Linked DNA regions of Homo sapiens: all the other regions are linked to region 3. The links are chromatin contacts, found by Hi-C or POLR2A ChIA-PET in ENCODE. All regions are on one chromosome and are shown on one strand. Each heading gives the region's core, a stretch centred on a gene start or an enhancer-like site at or near the end of the contact. The rest is flanking DNA. Distances are from core to core; before and after follow the strand shown.

Region 1 (2,700 bases), core at 180-2,679, 1.5 Mb after region 3:
AGGGATGCTGCAAGTACCTGGTAAGGACCAGAGCAGGTGGATGCATCCTTCATCACACCACAGAAGGACCTGCCATCTGATTTTTCCTGAGCTCCTGCAGGTTCTTAAAGTGGGATTCAGCACACAACTCAAAAGCGACACCTTGGATGTGATAGAGTGAGTGTTCCCAGTGGAGACGCTCCTCTCCCCTAGTCTTGGCCTCCAGCAGTACCCAGGGAGACAGGCACCCCATGAGCAGCAGCCCCTCACTGAGGTCAGCTTGGCTGGAGACAAAGCATCATCCCTCTGCTGACAGAGGCTGAGGAGGAGGCTGGGGCACTAGCACCTATACTCTGAGGCACTGGAGGGCTCAGTCAGCCCTTACTTGGTGGGCCAGGCACAGCAACCTCAATGGGGAGCAGAGAATTATGGGTAGAGGAAACTGACGACAGCTTGAAAGAGGCAAGGCAGAGTTGGACTGCATAAGTATTGGGGACTGAGTAGAAAACCTTGGCCCAAAAGCTGCCTGTATGGAGAGGGTAGCAGGGAGGGGGATTCTAGGACAGCAGAGAATGGCTGATGGCCGTCCAGCACTGGCCACACCCACCAGTCAGCCCTTGTCACAGTAGCCCTGTCTGCTAACAGCATGTGTGGAAGCTGCCTTTCCACTGTGTCCTCATGTGCAGAGGGCTTGGGCCTTCCCAAGAGGAGGACGTATGTTCACCCCCTGAAAAGCCAGAGGGAGTCCTGTCCACAGCTGGGGCTCTCCGCCAGGGCCAGGACTAGGGTGAGGGGAATGAGGCCAGTGAGGTGTTTTTTTTTTTTTTTCCTCGGGGTGCAAAATTTTAGGGGGTGCCAAAAAAACTCAGTAACGGAGATAAGTAATATTTAACACAATAGTTTTTAAAATAAAAATTAATGCAAAACTATCTGTAATGAACAAAATATCCAAATATCAAATAAAGACAGGATCCGTGTTGCTGATTTTTCAGTTAGCCTCAGGCTCCAATATGGCTCGGCATACCACTATTACTGACTCTATTTAAAATCTGGATATTTCCTTTATCACAGGTTTTTTTTTTTTTTTTTTTTTTTTGCATTAATTTTGACTTAAAAAAATACATCTCAATATTACTCATCTCAACTACTGTGTTTTTTGGTAGCCCCTGAAATTCTGCACCCAGGCCAGTGCCTGACTGGTCTCTCTTGCCCCAGCCTTGCAGACTCCCCTGAGGAAGTCCGGACTCCTGCCTGGAGCACACGCTCCCCTCTAACCTCCTGCGCACTCAAGCCAACCTCACACATGCCCAGTAATGGGCAGCCTGCCACACCTCCAGGGGCATCCCTTAAGGCCTTTCTGGCCCTGAAGACTCAGGTTTCTGATGCTCCTTGCCTCACCCTGTGAGCTGGCATAGAACATCTCTAAGGGGGGAAGGAGATGCCCTCATTGAAATGAGGGAGAAGGTGGATGAGGGGCTCCTTCCTTTTGTCCTCAGATGACCCAAGCCAAGTGCAGAAGGCGAGCCTCCTCCCAAAGCTCGGCTAGTCCCTCCACCAAAGCCAGGATCAGAGCCCACACCTGCCTGGCCAACCCCTGGCACTGATGATGCCTGGGTGCGGGTTAAGCTGGGAGGTGAGATGCCAGGGGGGTGCTGTTGGCTGGGTCGGGGGAAGTCGGGAGGGGGCGCTGCTCCGTGCTTAGCAGCTCCGGGGAGGCCTCCAGGAAGTTCTAAGGAGGGGCCCGGGGGGCCCGGAGCAGTTTCCAGTGGCCAGGGGTACGCGCGGCCGGAGGGGCGCCGGGGCCGTACTCACCGCGGCCGTTCTGGTTGGGCCGGTACACGCTGCCCACGCTGAGGCGGCCCTGCTGCGCGCCGTTCCGCTCCCCACCCGGCGGGGGCGTGTCGGAGCTGCGCACCGGCAGGTAGGGCGGCTCCAGCGCGCGCGGCGGCCCGTACGCCTCGGGCGGCGGGTTGGCGTAGGGCGGGTACCAGCCCAGGCGTGGGTCTCCGCCATGGGCCTGCGCCGCCTCGGGACCGGGGTCAGGGTAGGCCTGCTCGAAGCCGGGGGTGCCCTCGCTGTACAGACTGTGCGAGTAGCGGCGGTCCAGGCCGTCGGGGGGCGGCGGCGGCGGCGGCACGTAGGGCCTCTCGGGGGCCGGGTAGAAGCCCTGAGGCGGGTACTCGGGCAGCTCTTCGCCGCCGCCGTACTCCTCGTAGCGCGCCCGGGGCTGGTAGGGGTAGATGACCCCCGCCGAGGCCACGGCCGCCGCCCCCGCGCCCACGCCGCCGCCCGCGGGCCGGTAGTACACGAAACCCTGGTCGTAGGTCCGCGACGCGGGGTCGTAGTTCTCGTACTGGCTGACGAAGGGCGCCTGCGGGTAGGGGAACTGCTGCGGGTAGGAGGGCTGCTGGCGGTAGGTGCTGGCGAAGGCCGAAGCCGAGACCGAGGAGGCGGAGCCCCCGTGCCGTTGCTGGGAGACGGAGGTGCGGGCCCGGGCCATGCCCGTGCTGTCCCCGACGGCCACCTCGCGCCAGTTGTCGGGCACCTGGCCAAAGCCGAATGGGTGCCGCGCCTGGCCGCGCACGGTGTCCGAGCCCACGCGCCCCGGCAGGGGCAGGGACGGCGCCTGCCGACGCCGGGGGCTCCCGTGGCTGCGCCGCTGCTGGGCCTGGGGCGCGCCGGCCAGCAGCACCCGGGAGCTACTCTCGGAGCGCTGAGGTC
Region 2 (2,700 bases), core at 42-2,541, 1.1 Mb after region 3:
GACCAGCCTGGCCAACATGGTGAAACCCCGTCTCTACTAAAAATATAGGCTGGGCGTGGTGGCTAGTGCCTGTAATCCCAGCACTTTGGGAGGCCGAGGTAGGTGGATCACTTGAAGTCAGGAGTTTGACACCAGCCTGGGCAACAGGGTGAAACCCCATCTCTACTAAAAAATACAAAATTTAGTTGGTCGTGGTGGTGGGCACCTGTAATCCCAGCTACTGGTGAGGTGAGGCAGGAGAATTGCTTGAACCTGGGAGGCGGAGGTTGCAGTGAGCCAAGATTGTGCCATTGCACTCCAACCTGGGCAAAGAAGCGAGACTCCGTCTCAAAAAAAAAAAAAAAAAAATATTAGCCGGATGTGGTGGCGGGCACCTGTAATCCCAGCTACTTGGCAGGCTGAGGCAGAGAATCGCTTGAACCTGGGAGGCGGAGGTTACAGTGAGCCGAGATCGCACCACTGCACTCCAGCCTGGGCGACAGAGCAAGACTCCATCTCAAAAAAAAGAAAAAGAAAAAGAAAACGGAAAAAAATTGCACAGAGGAGGCTGGATGTGGTAGGTCATGCCTGTAATCCCAGAACTTTGGGAAGCTGAGGCGGGTGGATCACCTGAGGTCAGGAGTTCGAGACCAGCCTGGCCAACATGGCGAAACCCTGTCTCTACTAAAAACACGAAAATTAGCCAGGTGTGGTAGTGTGTGCCTATAGTCCCAGCTACTCAGGAGGCTGAGGTGGGAGAAACTCTTGAACCCGGGAGCCAGAGGCTGCAGTTAGTCGAGATCATGCCACTGCACTCCAGCCTGGGCAACAGAGTAAGACTCTGTTTCAAAAAAACAAAACAAAACAACAACAACAACAAAATCTCCAAACAACAACAAAAAAGAAATTGCACAGAGGGAAGCTTATCTTGATGGAAGAAAAGCTTTCTCATTAATGGAGTACCCAAATGTCACAGAGGCTTGGGGTACTAATCCCAGTCACAGGAGGCATCAGAGGCAGGGCTGGATGGCTGCTCTGCAGGGTGAGGGCTGTTGCTAAGGGAGCTTCAGTGGTGGTGATGGACATGAGGCCGGGGAACCTGTACCTAGTGGAAGGACCATTGCTTTCTAAACTTAAACAGCCCCTTTCCTGGGGAACAAGCTCTAACTCATGCTGTGAAACCACGACCCGCCCCGGCATTCTAAGACTCACCTGCTGTGTAGACGGAGGCCTTCTGCATCACCAGAAGGAGTCCCTCTCCCCTCCCCCATGTCGCAAGCTCATCATCTTGAGGGACTTTCCCTGTCTCTCTTCATCCCACACCCACCCCAGGGCAGGCCTTTGAACCAAGGTTTCCTTCCTGGTCTGGCATGAAAGGAAGCCAGGAGGGAGACGTCAGCAGCAGCCACGGGCACTCCCACTCCATTCCAGCTGGCCTGGGGGCTGCGGTTGACAGGCTGGCCCCAGGGAGGGGTTCCTGAGATGTTTCCTTACATGCGTAACTGGAATTGCACAGCTTGGTAATTAGGAGAGGCAGCAAAGTGTTCTATAAATGACTGTAATTATGGCCAACATGGCGAAACCCGTCTCTACTAAAAAATACAAAAAAATTAGCCAGGCATGGCGGCAGGTCCCCCTGTAATCCCAGCTACTTAGGAGGCTGAGGTAGGAGAATCGCTTGAACCCAGGAGGTGGAGGTTGCAGTGAGCCAAGATCAAGTCACTGCACTCCAGCCTGGGCGATAAGAACGAAACTCTGTCTCAAAAAAAAAAAAAAAAAAAAGGCTGTAATTATAGTTACTTTCTGAAGCCAAACCAGAATTTCCAGGATCACCTGGGGGAACCGGGTGAAGGGGAGAGGAGGAGGGAGGGGAAGATCTGGTTGTGAAGTGTCAGTTGTGGGCCAGACTTCCTCCATGAGCTATATACATGTTCACAAGGCCCCTCTGCAGACTTCTTGGGGGTCTAGATCACCAGCGGGCCTGGAACCCATCTGGTTCGGACCCCAATTTGACAGAGGCGAGAAGCCTAGAGAATGGAGTGGACTTGGTCCAAGTGACAGAGGCATCAGCAGCAGAACCTGGGCTGGAACCCAGCCATCCCATCAGCCAGACTGAGACACACATTTTTAGTTTTTGGACCACGCCAAACACTTTGTTTTCTCCTGGTCTTTCCCCAGTGTCCTCTCTAGCCTGGCACTCTCTCCTTACCCTTTTCTGGGATATATTTACCCTCCCCTTTGTTCTCTATAATGCTGCCTCCTCCAAGAAGCCTTCCCTGAACCCCTGCACAGAGTGTCTCCTCTGGTTCTCCGTGGCCCCCATGCATCCCTCTGTCCCCCCACAGACCGGCCCACCCTGGGTAGACCTGTCGCCTTCAGAGAGCAGGGACCACACTCAATTCCCAGTGATGGGCCTGCAGCCAGCTGGTACCGGCTCATAGGTGCTGGTGGCCACATTTTCAGAATTTTGCGAACGAGTTGTTAAGCACAGTCATTGTCGGTACTTAAATTATATAACCTTAAATACATTTTGTTAAAAAAGGAAATACCCACTAGCAACTCATCATTTCCTAATTATTTTACTATATGTTACCATTATTCATGCTCGTAAGGTAATTTGTGTCTATTGCACCTGGTGGTGCACACACTTTGTGATGTTGTGAACCAGCTCCACGCTCAGTGACAAAATACTGCTGGCTTTATATCTGCCAGGGTAGGAAT
Region 3 (2,700 bases), core at 111-2,610:
CGCTGAGAGAGCGCCCCCCAAAGTAAGATCAGCGTCAGGCCCACGCCCTATTTGGTGAATAAATAAAAGCAAACTAGGAATTGAAAGCACTTTGTCTCACTGTGTGTTCGAGGCACTGTTACCTACACAGAGAGGGCACAGGAACTGCTATTAACACTCCCGGCCAAGGAGAAGGTGAACAGCCGTTATCTTATGTCCCCAACTACGGAAATTTTATCCATTCTCTGAGTGTGGCATGTCCCCAATGTTAATTTATGCCGTGGCCTGTTTTGGTGTTTTCCTCTCCTTTCTCAGTTCTGAGGATGCCTCCAGATCCACCCGGGAGATCGTGAGTACCTTGTGCCTCACGCTCCGCCTTCCGGAGGCTTGCCAGGGCGGTGGCTGTTAGAGCCCGCCTCTCTTTTGGTTATCTCCGCCCTCTTAGGACTGCATATTCAGCTCTAGGGAGTTTACTTCTCCGCCTAGGTCTCCAGACCTTAGTTCTGTACTCTACTTGGCTGAAAGGAGTTGCCAGCTGCTCCGGATATTTGTGTTTACAAGGACGCAGTGTGTAGAATGTAAACTGTAAAGATAACTGGACGGAAGGATGAGTTCTCATTCTCTCATTTTTTTTGTGAGGGAGTCCTCCATGGTGGGCTGCCTTTCCTTCAAATCCTAGGATGTGGAGTCTCCGCTGATGAGCTCCGCTCCCCCTCCTATCTCGGGCCCTGGAACTCCGAGCTTCAGTCTCTAGTGTAAACATTCCACAAAAGGACTGCTAAGGTTCAGCCTCCTCGCGCAGGGTGGAATTAGCTCCTTCCTAGACGGGCGCCCTGGCCAATGGAGGGTCCTACCAGCGCCAAGATATCCAATCCGACTCTTGGGGCGGGGCCTGGCCCGGCAGTGCGGTAGGCGGAGCCTGTTTCACTTACAGACATTTTACCCCACATCGGTTACTTACCTTACTGGGGCGGTGGGAGAGCCAGGGGTAGCCTTCCAATGCGATGACCAGCGGAGGCGGGAGCCAACTTGTTAGGCCTGTGGCTGAGACGCTGCAGGGCGGGTTATGTGGTGTCCTCCAATGAGACAGGAAGAGCTTCCCTGCTTCCTCCAATAGTGTTGGGGCTCGGGGGTGGGCTTCAGCAGTCCGTCTCCAATAGGCGGGGTTGAGTTAGGGAAGCTCCCCGCCAATAGGGGCGTGGAGAAGGAGAGCGGCTCCCCCTCCCCTACCAGTCGAGGGGGAAGGGGCGGGAAAATCATAAGACAGGCCTCGGTGGTTGGCTGAGTCTTTGACGGGCGGGTATTGCGTCCTGTATTGGAACGAAGCTGAGTCTTCCCTCTGCGGGGCGGGGTCGGGGGAGTGGGCGGGATTTCCCGGGTAACAGAGAAGCGGCCGCGGCGGTAGAGGCGGCGGAGACGGTTTCTCCATCTTCCCCCCTCCCCTTCCCCCCTCGGAGTTTCCCTCCCTCCCTCCCTCCCTCCTTCCCAGTCTGGGCACCGGAGCCTGTGACCGCTTCGTTAGTGGAGAGGTAGCTGGCAGTCCGCTTCGGCGGGCCTGTGCCCCGCGCCGTTCTCGGGGCCTCCCTGCTGAGCTCGCGGCTCACGCTGAGAGGGACACGCAGTGACGAGCGGCCGAAGCAGCTTTGCGGTGAGAGCACGCTGGGCCGGGGGCCGGGCGGGAGCCTGGTGGCGGGTAACGCCGGACTCGAGGGTGTGTATTTTGGGGGGGGGGGGCTGACCTCCTCGGCTTCCCGTAGAGCAGACGGGCGGGAGGTGTGTGGTTGTGTGAGGGGGGTGGGGGGCGGAGCGGGGTAGCTCTCCGCGCGGGAGGGGGAGGAGAGCGTAGTCCCGGTGCGCGCGGAGGGGGGCGGGCTCTCGCGCCGCCGCTCAGAGGCGGGGCCGGCGCGCGCGTGCGATTGTGGAGAAAGGGGCGGGGCCGGCTTCGCGCTGAGTGCAGTTTGCGGCCGACCACCCCCTCCCCTCCTCCTGGGGTGGGCGGGGCCTCGGGCTGGCGGCCGCGCTCTGGCCTGCTGGGGTCGGGGAGGGGTAGGGGGGGGTCTCCCGCGTGTAGATTCAGGGCGCGGCAGGGAGGGGGCGTGAAGTCTGAGTTCCTCCGCCTTCTTGGGATCCGGTTGGCCGGAGGGGCCGTACTGATCCGTGATGCCACTCCCCTTGGCCGTCCCCCCCTGCACCCCGCCCAGGCCCCGGGTTTCCGCCTCCTTGGCAATGAGGAGGTGCTAGGGAAAGCCCGCTGTCGGGTCTGGCTGGGAGTCTCGGCGCCTAGATCTGCCCCGCCCTATGTCTCCGTGGGGAGGGAGGGGCACCCGCCGACTGGGAGCTGTGGAGGTGTCAGGACTTACTCTTGTGGCTGGGTCATGCCTTCTGCCTGGGGGCACAAGGGCCCTGTGCCGGAGCTGCTTTCTCCGCTTTGCTCCATGCAGCGTGTCTGGCACCGTGCAGCCAGGAGAGTGGGAGCATGGTCACCCCCACTCCCCTCTTGGTTGTAACTATTGGGGCGAAGTGCCCAAGGTCCTCTTGTAGGAGCGTGCGTGGCTGGTGCTGGAACCCTAGATCCGCGGTGGTGATGGTAGGGGAGGGGCAGGGAGTCATCAGAGACTAGAAATGTGGCGGAGGGAAAACCTTCCCTGGGGTTCCCTTGATGTTCAGTTACCGTGGCTGTACGGGGCGGGGCTTCCTTTGAGCCAATGGGTGGTGGGTAGT
Region 4 (2,766 bases), core at 74-2,573, 2.0 Mb before region 3:
CTGATATATATACTAAAATTACTAACATTCAGATTTCACAAAGTAAGCTTCAAATAGATTGATTCCTTCAATACACAGACACACACCCTTCTAAGTATTGTGTTATCTGACAACAGAACCAAGGAATCAAAATTATTGAGTGTTTATTACCGCCTCACATATAGTTTATTAAAAATGAGCTACTGAAAACCAGAAAGTTCTTATTGACCTTTTGTCCTTTGTGAGCCAACTTTTTCCTGTTTAGAATCTGAGCTGAGTCTCATGACCCTTGCTTTATACTTTAAAACCACAAAGAACAGATACCATTTAAAAATCAGTGATGAATTAAATTACAAAGGAGGAAAATGTAATAAAATACAACTTTCAAAAATGTTACGTGTAAGCTACACATAAGAATTTTTAAGGCTGAAGAAGCTGTTCTCAGGCACAGGGCAAAACCTGTAGCCCAAAATCAACAGTCCTAATAATTTAAGATGTCAATTTTATCAGTTAAGGTAACCTCAAATTTGAGTACTTCAGTGTGATACTTTCATTCTGCTAAGATGAAAATGCCCCAGATTTTATGTAAAATATTCAGTCCCCTAAATAAAAAGTTATCTCCTTAAAAGAGAAGCTAGATTTCCTGTTGCATGTCAAGGCAGAGGGCACCACACTTCACCCAGCCAAGGCTGGACTTGAGTAGGGGTGCAGGTGTTGGCAATTCATCAGTCACACAAGCTATGTCGTCTTGCAAAGGTGCATAGAGATTTTTAACAAGGGCTTTCGAATTCTTTGAAGAAAACACAGACAATTTTGCTGGGGAGGAAATGCTCCATATTCCACGTGGAAGCAAACTCATAAATTCTGACTGCAGGTTGGTGTTCAGCACAACTTGGAATAATCTAACTTTTCACATAAAACACAATCCCCAAGCTGCAAGATAATGTCTCCGCGAATGGCACCAAGCACCACCTTTTCAAGCCCTCATCAGCACTGGAAGTGGGTCGGACACCCCCAAACCATCACCACCCCCCCACAGGAAGTGAGGGTGTCCCCCCTCCCCAGGACGGCCTTCCTCCCCTCCCCCAACCGGAAGTTGAGGCGCCCCCATTCAGCCGGCCTCCAACTGAGACAAACCAGTACCACCACCACCAAAAGAGGGGTGATCTTCAAGGGGTGAAGGGCATCTCGACTGGGGCCACCCCCAAGCTCGCCTTGCTTACTGACCTGCTGACGACAGGGGCAGGAAGGGGCCTAGGGCCAAAAGAAAGTCCCTTCCACAGAGGACAATTCCCTCAGCCCCTCTCAATCGCCTTCACTTCACGCACTCGTCGTCTCACAGCTGGACAAAAATTCTTCCGCAGCACTTTATTTTGGTGTCCTTTCCTTTTCTTTACCTAATCTCTTAACCACCTTTCCACAGGTAACTCCTCTTACCGCATAGCATTTACAATTGCTCCGGTGAGAAGAAAAATGAAATATTTTCCACGGTACCTTCACAAAAATGAAGGGATTATTTTGCCCCAATGCGGCGAAGGACTACGTGGTTACGCAAGGTGAGCCTTATTTTCGTGGAGGTTTCTGGGAGATGTAGTTTTTTTTTTTTTATTGCGAAGGCCCGCAGAAAGTAGAAGAACTGAAATTGGTCATGACTACATATTAGCGTCCTCGAAAACATATTCTGTATTCGATGACGGCTGACCTAGCGGGCCCCGACGCCCAAATGGGCCCAGACTCCCCTGGTCTTTTCCTCTGCGGCTTAATCGAACCCAAATTTTCCCTCACGCGGGCCCAAGGTCTCGGCAGCCCCGCCCCTTGTCTTAGCCCCGCCCTCCGCAGCCAATCAGGCACCCTTTAGGTCTCGTCCTCTGGAGGTTGGAAGGCAGAGAGGAGGGGCCTGGCGGTGACTCCTCCCGCTGGGGCTGAGGGAGACCTGGGAGACGACCGGGGCCCGTGAGCGCGCGCGTGCTCACGGCTCCAGGAGCGCGGCGAGCGGGCGAGGGCGCGCGCGGAGGGGCGGCGCGCGGGGCCGAGAGGAGGCGGGCAGGCTGGTGGGCTGGGCGGGCGGCGAGCGGCCGGGAGCGCGCGGTGGACTCGGCCGCGGCGAGTAGTTAGTTAGTTGTTGTTAGTCAGTGTCAGTTGCTCGGCGGCGGCGGCCGTGGTCACCAGGAAGGGGACGGGACGGACGGTGATGGTGGTCGCCGCGGCGGCGTGTGCGCCCCTCAGGTAACAGCGGCCCGGCTGTCCGCGTCCGCTCGGTTGTCTTCTACTCACGCGCCGTCTGTGGGACCAGGGTTGCCGCGGGTTGAGGGCGCTGACCCGGGGGAATCCGGGCGGGGCGGCGCGGGTTCTGGGTGGCGGCGCGGGTTCTGGGTGGCGCCGCCGCCGGGGCTCTGGCGGCCGGTGCGTCCCGCCCGGCGCGGGCTCTAGCTCCCCGGCCACCCCCGCGCCCCGCCGGTGCCGCGCGCCCCCTGCCGCCCCTGCCCCCTCCCTCGGCGGCGGCCCCGGGAGCGCGACGCCCCCCAGAGGAAGGAAAGTTGGGACCTGCCGCGAGGGACGCCCCCGGGCGCGGCTGGGAGGTTGCGGGGGAAAGTGAAGCCTGGAGGAGCTGGACGCGGGGAGGCCGGGGCAGGAGGGGCTTCTCTGGCTCCTGCCGGGTCCACACGGTCAGCCCGCTCCCGCACCCGGGAGCATCGGCGCAGCCTCGCCGGCAGCGTCGGGACGGAGCCGGGTGGCTCCCTGCCTGCTCCCTTCGCGCCGCGGCTGGGGAGCCCGCGAACGTGTGGG
Region 5 (2,700 bases), core at 52-2,551, 1.5 Mb before region 3:
GAGCAGGATACCTGGATTCTAGTCCAGCTTTGCCACTTATTTGTAGAAGGCACTTATCCCTGTGCTTCATTTCTTCATCTCTACAAAGTGATGTGGACAAGATGATCCCAAGGCCCCTACCAGCTCTAACATTTTGGTATAATGTTATAATAAACGTAATTCACAGGCAACAGGTCTTTTTCTACTTGCTTAAAAAAAGAAGCAAATTCCTAAAATTTAAATGAAGCATATATCAAAAGAGCGATAAATCATTTACTGCCTTAAAGTTTTGGGGCATATTTCTCTAAAATAAATCATATTGTTGACACTAACAAAAGTCACGTGAGAAAGAGGGTGTCTCAAGGTGTGACTTCCACATAGAGTACAGGGTCAATGATGTTTATATATAACTGGAGAAAGCACCGAGTTTTACTTGGTTCTCAGTGTCTAAAGATTTGTAAGTATAAAGCCTATTCTCCATGTCCTTTTCTCCTTCTCACAGGACTTCCAACTTGGGACACTAGCAATCTATACATTCAGCAGACACCGCTGCTTAACATATTTGTGTTTGTCTCCATTGTTAGTCGTGTAGGGCAGTCCTTACTTTCAGTGAGAAAGCCATCTGAGTCCAAGTCGATTTTCTTTATGATCGCCTGCAGTCTTTTTTGCTGCTCTTCGTGGCCGAGTTTAACATATTCATCCACATCTTCCTTTAGGGGGAAGCGACACACAGGAGGGCCAAGCATTACTATCAGTGGGGCAAAATGGTGGAGAAAAACAGGGCTACTAGAAGACCCCCTTGCCAAAGGGTTTCGGGGTGACCCGCACCTGCACTTCAAGGCCCCTACCCCCTACACACCCTCCATGATCTGAGGGGTAGAAGGGATCCAGCTCTTGGGCCGTGCTATCTCCTCAGGCTTTCCAGGCCCCAGGACCCCCAGAGAGCGAGTGCCGCGCCGCCCGGCCCCCATTGTCAGGCCGCCCCTGCCAGGCCTCGCCCGGCCGCCCCCCTTTGTCCCGGGACAAAGCCCGCGGCAGCCGCGGTGCGAGGCCCGGCCCTCCCAGCACCGGCCTGGCCGCCTCACCTGGACGCCCAGCAGCGCCTCGCGGTCGTAGTCGCTGCGGCGCTCGCCCAGCGGGTAGTGCAGCTCCTCGGCCTTGCCGGCGCCGGCCGCGGCGGCGCACAGCAGCAGCAGCCCCAACGCCGCGGTCCTCGGGCCCAGCCGCATCGCGCCGGCCCGCGGAGGACACCGAGGGACGCGAGGAGGGAGGCTGGCGGGGGCCCGGGCCGGCTGCGATGCTCCGCGGGCGGCTACAGAGAGGCGGTGCGACGTACGTTGAGGGCGGAGGGAACGGGAGGCGGAACCTGCGGTGGCGGCCACAACGCCCATGGACGGGCTGGGGGCCGGTCCACCAATGCGGTGCGGAGGCGCGCCAGGAGGAGGCCTATATGGCCGGCGCGGAGTGGCGGGGCACCAGGCCGCGCCGCTGATTGGGCAGCGCGGCGCTGGGGGCGGGCCGCCGCGATGTCGGGGTCAGCGGCCGCCCAGAGAGCTCCAGGAGCCATGCTGGGACTGCAGAGAGGGTAGACCTCTACGACCCGCGCCTTGTCGTTCCCCCGAAACGCTTCTAAAAGCACGCCCCCACCCCACTCCTGCCCACTCCTGGTCCACTCCATGTGCCCCTCCTACCGTCCATCAATGAGAGAGGCTGGAGGTTTCTGAGACAACAATACAATATCGAAAAAATTATTGCCTGAGGAATCGGCCAACAGTATTCTTTCTCAGTCTTCAATGTATCTATTTTATGAGAGTAGGACGTACAAACTCAGGAAGTGCAGCCAGATGCTTGTATCTGATGCTCAATTTCGTGATTTACAAGTTAATGTGAACTTGCTCAAATTTCTTGACCCCTGAAAACTTGTTTGCTCATCTATAAAATGAGCATAGTAATAAGACTACCTTAAAGAATTGTCGTGAAGATTAAATAATGTAATGGGTTTAGAACAATAGCTGGCACATAAGGTGAAGTGTTCAGTGAAGGTAGGCTTTCATCCATACAAGTAGAAAAACGAAAGATGATTGCACAGAAGGAATAGCTTAGTAAGTACCTAGCAAAACCTTTAGGGACAGAATGCATATACACATGGCTTCTATTCCATGTCTATTCACAGGTTTATGTAATTTCTCCACCTCAACCTGAACACATTAAACTCTAAGAAATTTGTAGGCTGCACCTTGAACCCTTTTCTTTATTGATTGCGCCACTTAGGATCAGGCCTTTCACAGAGAAGAAAAGGCTTTCTGGGTCCTCTTTCATTTCTCTCAGTCTCTATTTGGATTGGGAGCAAGAATTCTGTTCCAAACTGCAAAACTGGGTGGGCACAAGTCGCAGAAATTTCCTGGGTCGGGTTGAAATTTATGGTTTGGTCACAAACCATTGAAAGATTCACAGAGCAAAGTGTAAGTTCAATCTTTCCAATGTTATAAAGATCAACGAAGAACAAAGTTTTAAATTTCAGAATATAAATAAAAGCAAATTTTAGAGTTGATTTCATTAAACTAAAAAGAAAACCCTTTATTGCTGGATTTTAATTTTCACTTCCATTCTCGGTTTTGAGGAAAAAAAGAGAAAAATGTCCCAATTTAATATAAGAAACTCTGCTTTGTACCTGTTGTTCTCCAATAAGTAAAAGGTAAACTTTGACCAGCTTCCGGCGTG
Region 6 (2,798 bases), core at 53-2,552, 1.8 Mb after region 3:
TTTTTGTCACTCACACACCTGAGGTTTTGAAGGACATAGTTTTCACTTCAATCAACAACATGCCATAGTGGTCCTGGCCTTTGCTAGAAATTTTGGTCTGGAACCACCAGCTGTTCAGTTCCTGTTGAAAGTTCCAGACCACTTTAGCTTGATAGAGATTGCGAGGGTCTCCTTCTTCCAGGTCCTCCAAACCCTCTCTTTAAATCAAGTCAGGCCACCAGGACTGTTTACTTGGCCCCTCAGAGTTTCCACAGACACTCCCAGGACGTCTGCTGTGAGTCAGGGATGAGCTAAGCCATAGAAATTCCTTTGCCAACCACAAGCCCTGAGGGTAGTACAAAAAATACCCCTAAAAAGAGCATTTCCCAAACTTCTATGCAAACAGTAGTAACCACACTGCCAATCACCCTCCAGAGTGCTTTGCTAGATCCTTTCCTATGGGGCCATTTGACCCTTCCTCACTCCTCTGCTAGCCTAGGCAGTGCACTCCATGAGGACGGGGACTACCTTTTCATGTGGGTTTCACTATGTGCCTGGCACACAGCACGTTCTCAATAAATGTTTTCCGCATTAAGACGCTTCTTAGGAGTCTTCATGTAAGTTCATACACGACTTCCTTGTAGAATTGTGTCAATGAACATGCAATTAGGCTAGCTGAACTTCAGGCCCTGAGAGTCTATGAAGCTAAAATAAGGCCCAGATGTGGGGTGGGAGGGGGAGTAGGCAGAGGCGGCAAAGGAGGACATTTCAGGCAAAGGGAGCAGATGTCCAGGCAGGAAAGCACAAGGTAACGGGGGCACAGGGGGCGCACCACTTTTCCTGGAAGGAAAAAACAGCAGATGAGAGAAGGAGGTTGGAGCCAGTTACCAGTAGAGGTCTATGTTCAAAGTCCAGAAGGAAGAAACAGCAGGACGGGGACAAAGAGAGGAAGGAGGAAAGGAGGCACGGTGTATGAAACTCTGTAGCCAAGAGCGCTAACAAATGAAAGGCAGGATGGGTGGAGGAAATGTACTGTGTTCCAAAGCTTCCTCTTATTTATGGGTGCTCCCGGGCCACAGAGGAGTAAACTGAAGGACTTCCCAGCTCCCCACTGCCCAGAGAGCTAGCGGAGTCCCGCCTCGCCCCGTCACATGGCCAGAGGCGCCCTCGGCACGTGACCTACCTCGCGCTAGGCCAATCAGCCTCTGCAGGGGCGGGGCCACCGAGTCCGCGGGGCGGGAGTCTCCGTCGGAGCCGCCTCTTCTCGCGATCCTTGCGGCGGTCGCTCCTCAGCCGCCCACGACCCGGAGCGAAGGTCTCGCGAGGCCTGGGCGCTGCGGCGGCAGGAGGAGGACGGGGAAGGACGGAGCCGAGCCGCGGCTGCCTCCCTCGCTCACTCCCTCGCGCACTCGCCCGCCCCCTCCCTCCCTCCCCTCCCTTCCCCGGCCCCGGCTCTGGCCCCGGCCCATTCGCTGTTGGGTCTTCTGCTAGGGAGGATGTCGGGTTCGTCGCTGCCCAGCGCCCTGGCCCTCTCGCTGTTGCTGGTCTCTGGCTCCCTCCTCCCAGGGCCAGGCGCCGCTCAGAACGGTAAGCGGGGCGCCGGGGGCGGGCCGGGCGGGGGTTGAGGGGCGCCGGGGCCGGAGGGGGCCCGGCTCTGGCCTGAGGAGACGCTGGAGCTCGGGGAAGGGGGCCGAGTGGGCGTCTGAGGGGCTGCGGGTCCGAGAGGAGGTACCGGCTGCGGGTTTGAGGAGGCGCGGGTGTGAGGACCGGAGGCTCCTATCCGAGCGGCGGGGGCGTCCGGGGTGAGCCCGAGGTGTTGCCCACTCGGAGGCTCCACGTCGTGGGGCTCGTCGTGCCGGGTCGGCGAGGGGACACGGAGGAAGCCGACGTGGGGAGCTGGAGTAGCGGGGGCGGATGAGGAGGGGGCGCAGCTCTTAGGGAGGGTGGCACAAGACCGGCGTTTGTGTTCCGGGCGACGGGGATGGTGGTGTCCGTCAGGCCCCCCGGGAGCTGGGGTCGTCCAGGATTCTACTGAGGCCCCGTAGGACTGGTGACATCCTTAAAAATAAGGGGGAAATTGGGGGGAAGAGAGTCCTGAGGAACACTAATGGTGAGCTGAGTACTAGAGACCAAAGGAGGGGGTAAAGAATCAGGGAACCTTGGATCTAGGGATAGAGGGAAGGTGGGTGGGAAGATGAGGGAGTGGGTTGACTGCAGTAGGGGACCTGGAGAGAGAAGCAGCAGTGTCTCCAAATGAGCTGGGGGAAGAGGGCTGGGTTTGCTAAAGAGGGTGGAGTGCTGGGCATTCTAGGGTAGTGGTTGGGAGAGCAAAAAGGAGTTTCTAAATAAGGAGAGGAAAATGAGCAGAGGATGGAGGGAAAGGGTTGGAACTGAGGTGGGGGAATATTTATTAGAGAAGTAAGGAGGCCTGGGTATAGAGATGGGGGTGGGGGAAGACGAAAAATAAGGGAAGGGAGTAAAATGCAGGAAGTCGGGGGTGTAATGTTGGTTTGCAGTGTGGAGGATAAATTAGGGAAGGGAGGAGTTGGGATGTGGCAAATGCTGTATGATATTGGTCGGGCCTTTGGGAAAACAGGGACACATAGCTGCAACTAATTGCAGTGGTGGGATTGAGGGCAGTGACTGGCGACAGGGAGATGGGGAAGTGGATTTTTGAGATTTAAAAGTTTCAAGACAGAAGAGACGTTATTTCCGAGGAACATGAAAGTGGCCCCTGGGAGGTGGTACAGTAGAAAGCAGAGAATTACTGGGTTTTGAATTGAAGCTCCTTTGAGAAGATGGAGAAGTGGTGGGGAATC
Region 7 (2,757 bases), core at 158-2,657, 1.7 Mb before region 3:
GGGGCCGGTTCTGTTACCCAGAGTTTTCCAGTGGCGAGGAGAGTGAAGAGGATGTACTTTTCAGTAACATGGAGGAGGAGCACGAGAGTTGGGATGAGAGTGATGAAGAGCTGTTGGCCATGGAGATTCGCATGAGAGGGCAACCTCGCTTTGCCAACTTCAGAGCAAACACATTGTCTCCTGTTCGATTCTTTGTGGACAAAAAATGGAATACCATCCCCCTGCGAAACAAGTCTCTGCAGAGAATCTGTGCTGTGGACTATGATGACAGCTATGATGAAATCCTGAATGGTTATGAGGAAAATTCTGTGGTCTCTTATGGACAAGGAAGCATTCAGAGCATGGTGTCATCTGACTCCACATCACCAGATTCTTCTTTAACAGAAGAATCACGTTCTGAGACAGCCAGTAGTTTATCCCAGAAGATTTGTAATGGGGGATTATCTCCTGGTAACCCAGGAGATTCTAAGGACATGAAGGAAATTGAGCCCAATTATGAAAGTCCCTCTAGTAATAATCAGGATAAAGATTCATCACAGGCTTCCAAAAGCTCAATAAAAGTTCCAGAGACCCACAAAGCAGTCCTTGCTCTCCGATTAGAAGAGAAAGATGGCAAGATTGCTGTACAAACTGAGAAGGAAGAAAGTAAAGCCTCTACAGATGTTGCTGGGCAAGCAGTAACCATAAACCTTGTCCCCACAGAAGAGCAAGCAAAACCTTACCGAGTTGTGAACCTGGAACAGCCATTGTGCAAGCCATATACTGTCGTGGATGTGTCAGCAGCCATGGCCAGTGAGCACCTCGAGGGCCCTGTTAACAGCCCCAAGACAAAAAGCTCATCCTCTACTCCAAACTCTCCAGTTACATCATCTTCATTGACACCAGGACAAATAAGTGCCCATTTCCAAAAATCCAGTGCAATTCGATACCAAGAAGTATGGACTTCTAGCACCAGTCCACGACAAAAGATACCTAAAGTAGAACTAATTACTAGTGGAACTGGACCAAATGTTCCTCCAAGGAAAAACTGTCACAAATCAGCACCTACATCACCCACAGCTACAAACATTTCCTCCAAAACCATCCCTGTTAAGTCACCTAATTTGTCTGAAATTAAATTTAATAGTTATAACAATGCTGGTATGCCACCTTTTCCAATTATCATTCATGACGAGCCAACTTATGCTCGGAGTTCCAAAAATGCTATCAAAGTTCCCATTGTTATCAATCCAAATGCATATGACAATCTAGCTATCTACAAAAGTTTTCTGGGAACAAGTGGAGAACTCTCAGTGAAGGAAAAAACCACAAGTGTAATAAGCCATACTTATGAAGAAATAGAAACAGAAAGCAAAGTGCCTGATAACACCACTAGCAAAACCACTGACTGTCTTCAAACTAAAGGGTTTTCAAACAGCACAGAGCATAAAAGGGGCTCAGTGGCTCAGAAGGTTCAAGAGTTTAACAACTGTCTCAACAGAGGTCAGTCTTCACCACAGAGAAGCTATAGTTCCAGCCACAGCTCCCCAGCAAAGATCCAGAGAGCCACTCAAGAGCCTGTGGCCAAAATAGAAGGCACTCAGGAGTCTCAGATGGTGGGCAGCAGCAGCACCAGAGAGAAAGCAAGCACAGTGCTTTCTCAGATTGTGGCTTCAATCCAACCCCCACAGTCTCCTCCAGAAACACCTCAATCTGGCCCTAAAGCTTGCAGTGTGGAAGAGCTTTATGCCATTCCTCCAGATGCTGATGTTGCTAAGAGCACACCTAAGAGTACGCCAGTCCGGCCCAAATCTCTCTTTACATCTCAGCCTAGTGGTGAGGCTGAAGCACCTCAGACCACAGACAGTCCTACCACCAAAGTACAGAAAGACCCATCCATAAAGCCAGTCACCCCCTCTCCCTCCAAATTAGTGACTAGCCCCCAAAGTGAGCCACCAGCTCCCTTTCCCCCGCCACGCTCTACTTCTTCTCCTTACCATGCAGGTAACCTTTTGCAGAGGCATTTCACCAACTGGACCAAGCCAACCAGCCCTACCAGGTCAACAGAAGCTGAATCAGTTTTGCACTCTGAAGGCAGCAGGCGGGCAGCTGATGCAAAACCTAAGCGCTGGATATCATTTAAAAGCTTCTTCCGCCGTCGGAAAACAGATGAGGAGGATGACAAAGAGAAAGAGCGAGAGAAAGGGAAACTGGTGGGCCTGGATGGCACAGTCATTCACATGCTGCCTCCTCCTCCAGTTCAGCGCCATCACTGGTTCACAGAGGCGAAAGGAGAGTCCAGTGAGAAACCAGCCATTGTCTTCATGTACAGGTGCGACCCTGCTCAAGGCCAGCTCAGTGTGGATCAGAGCAAGGCTAGGACAGACCAGGCAGCAGTCATGGAGAAGGGTAGAGCAGAGAATGCATTACTACAGGACTCAGAGAAGAAGAGGAGTCATTCTTCTCCATCACAGATTCCTAAAAAGATTCTCAGGTATGTAAAATAGACTGGAAGAATATGGGAATTTTTTAACACATTTTCAGGTGCTAAGTTTTTTATATCTTTTAAGATTGCATAAGAACCATTTCTGTTTGTAAGTAGCACTCTGTGGCCATCATCTATCTTTATAACTGCATTCCAAGATTAGAATAGTATTAAAGTGATCTTACTGCACTGAACAAGGTTTATAGCCCTGGATCTTTGGCTTAAGTAGCCTACTGCATTCTGGTGAATGCAGAGGAACTTTAGCATAGAAAAGCAAATCCATAACACCTTAA

Evidence for each region. A loop is a pair of places that touch in the nucleus more often than their neighbours do. ChIA-PET counts read pairs that join two places held with the same protein, here RNA polymerase II (POLR2A). Pooled maps may share reads with other maps.
Region 1: a map of CD8-positive, alpha-beta T cell shows a loop between it and region 3 (14-fold over the local background). The contact joins the promoter of LOXL1-AS1 here to the promoter of SIN3A in region 3. A Hi-C loop is called at or near these places in 1 of 168 maps with a recorded cell type or tissue (CD8-positive, alpha-beta T cell) and 5 of 50 pooled maps. POLR2A ChIA-PET finds 5 or more read pairs at or near these places in 1 of 52 experiments (BJ).
Region 2: a map with no recorded cell type shows a loop between it and region 3 (7-fold over the local background). The contact joins the promoter of LINC02255 here to the promoter of SIN3A in region 3. A Hi-C loop is called at or near these places in 1 of 168 maps with a recorded cell type or tissue (naive thymus-derived CD4-positive, alpha-beta T cell), 5 of 37 single-sample maps with no recorded cell type and 10 of 50 pooled maps. POLR2A ChIA-PET finds 5 or more read pairs at or near these places in 1 of 52 experiments (WTC11).
Region 4: a loop to region 3 is called in a map of CD8-positive, alpha-beta T cell, with 11 times the contacts of the local background. The contact joins the promoter of HMG20A here to the promoter of SIN3A in region 3. A Hi-C loop is called at or near these places in 4 of 168 maps with a recorded cell type or tissue (CD4-positive, alpha-beta memory T cell, CD8-positive, alpha-beta T cell, gastrocnemius medialis and 1 more), 2 of 37 single-sample maps with no recorded cell type and 18 of 50 pooled maps.
Region 5: a map of CD8-positive, alpha-beta T cell shows a loop between it and region 3 (12-fold over the local background). The contact joins the promoter of RCN2 here to the promoter of SIN3A in region 3. A Hi-C loop is called at or near these places in 1 of 168 maps with a recorded cell type or tissue (CD8-positive, alpha-beta T cell) and 10 of 50 pooled maps. POLR2A ChIA-PET finds 5 or more read pairs at or near these places in 1 of 52 experiments (activated CD4-positive, alpha-beta T cell).
Region 6: a loop to region 3 is called in a map of CD8-positive, alpha-beta T cell, with 7 times the contacts of the local background. The contact joins the promoter of NPTN here to the promoter of SIN3A in region 3. A Hi-C loop is called at or near these places in 2 of 168 maps with a recorded cell type or tissue (CD8-positive, alpha-beta T cell and naive thymus-derived CD4-positive, alpha-beta T cell), 6 of 37 single-sample maps with no recorded cell type and 15 of 50 pooled maps. POLR2A ChIA-PET finds 5 or more read pairs at or near these places in 1 of 52 experiments (MCF 10A).
Region 7: a pooled map shows a loop between it and region 3 (6-fold over the local background). The contact joins the enhancer-like site here to the promoter of SIN3A in region 3. A Hi-C loop is called at or near these places in 1 of 37 single-sample maps with no recorded cell type and 3 of 50 pooled maps.

Annotation. Positions count from the first base shown.
Region 1 is chr15:73,926,977-73,929,676 of GRCh38, reverse strand. It overlaps LOXL1-AS1 (LOXL1 antisense RNA 1), which reads left to right and starts at 1,429. Exons shown (of 3, transcript NR_040069.1): 1 at 1,429-1,612. It overlaps LOXL1 (lysyl oxidase like 1), which reads right to left. Exons shown (of 7, transcript NM_005576.4): 1 at 1,792-2,700. RefSeq lists silencers at 1,708-1,757, 1,848-1,967 and enhancers at 1,042-1,875, 1,876-2,700.
Region 2 is chr15:74,377,673-74,380,372 of GRCh38, reverse strand. LINC02255 (long intergenic non-protein coding RNA 2255) reads right to left here and starts at 1,291. Exons shown (of 4, transcript NR_146881.1): 1 at 1,192-1,291. RefSeq lists enhancers at 959-1,268, 1,394-1,894.
Region 3 is chr15:75,450,350-75,453,049 of GRCh38, reverse strand. It overlaps SIN3A (SIN3 transcription regulator family member A), which reads left to right and starts at 1,360. Exons shown (of 21, transcript NM_001145358.2): 1 at 1,360-1,627. RefSeq lists enhancers at 1-476, 706-755, 2,466-2,595, 2,023-2,700 and silencers at 1,396-1,495, 1,716-2,215.
Region 4 is chr15:77,419,445-77,422,210 of GRCh38, reverse strand. HMG20A (high mobility group 20A) reads right to left here and starts at 1,323. Exons shown (of 10, transcript NM_001304504.2): 1 at 1,207-1,323. PEAK1 (pseudopodium enriched atypical kinase 1) reads left to right here and starts at 2,107. Exons shown (of 10, transcript NM_001385026.1): 1 at 2,107-2,205. RefSeq lists enhancers at 822-871, 1,262-1,311 and silencers at 1,762-2,081, 2,332-2,501, 2,512-2,721.
Region 5 is chr15:76,930,350-76,933,049 of GRCh38, reverse strand. It overlaps RCN2 (reticulocalbin 2), which reads right to left and starts at 1,301. Exons shown (of 7, transcript NM_002902.3): 1 at 1,065-1,301; 2 at 584-689. The coding sequence starts at 1,208. RefSeq lists a silencer at 859-1,608.
Region 6 is chr15:73,631,893-73,634,690 of GRCh38, reverse strand. NPTN (neuroplastin) reads left to right here and starts at 1,302. Exons shown (of 9, transcript NM_012428.4): 1 at 1,302-1,566. The coding sequence starts at 1,476. RefSeq lists silencers at 1,146-1,445, 1,526-1,785.
Region 7 is chr15:77,178,506-77,181,262 of GRCh38, reverse strand. PEAK1 (pseudopodium enriched atypical kinase 1) reads left to right here. Exons shown (of 10, transcript NM_001385026.1): 7 at 1-2,473. Among named protein-coding and RNA genes, the nearest start is that of LINC00597, 46 kb to the left of the region's middle. RefSeq lists an enhancer at 1,269-1,408. Within about 2 kb of position 1,407, at least 4 of the 41 ENCODE cell types and tissues checked have a DNase peak (open chromatin) inside an H3K27ac peak, as active enhancers do.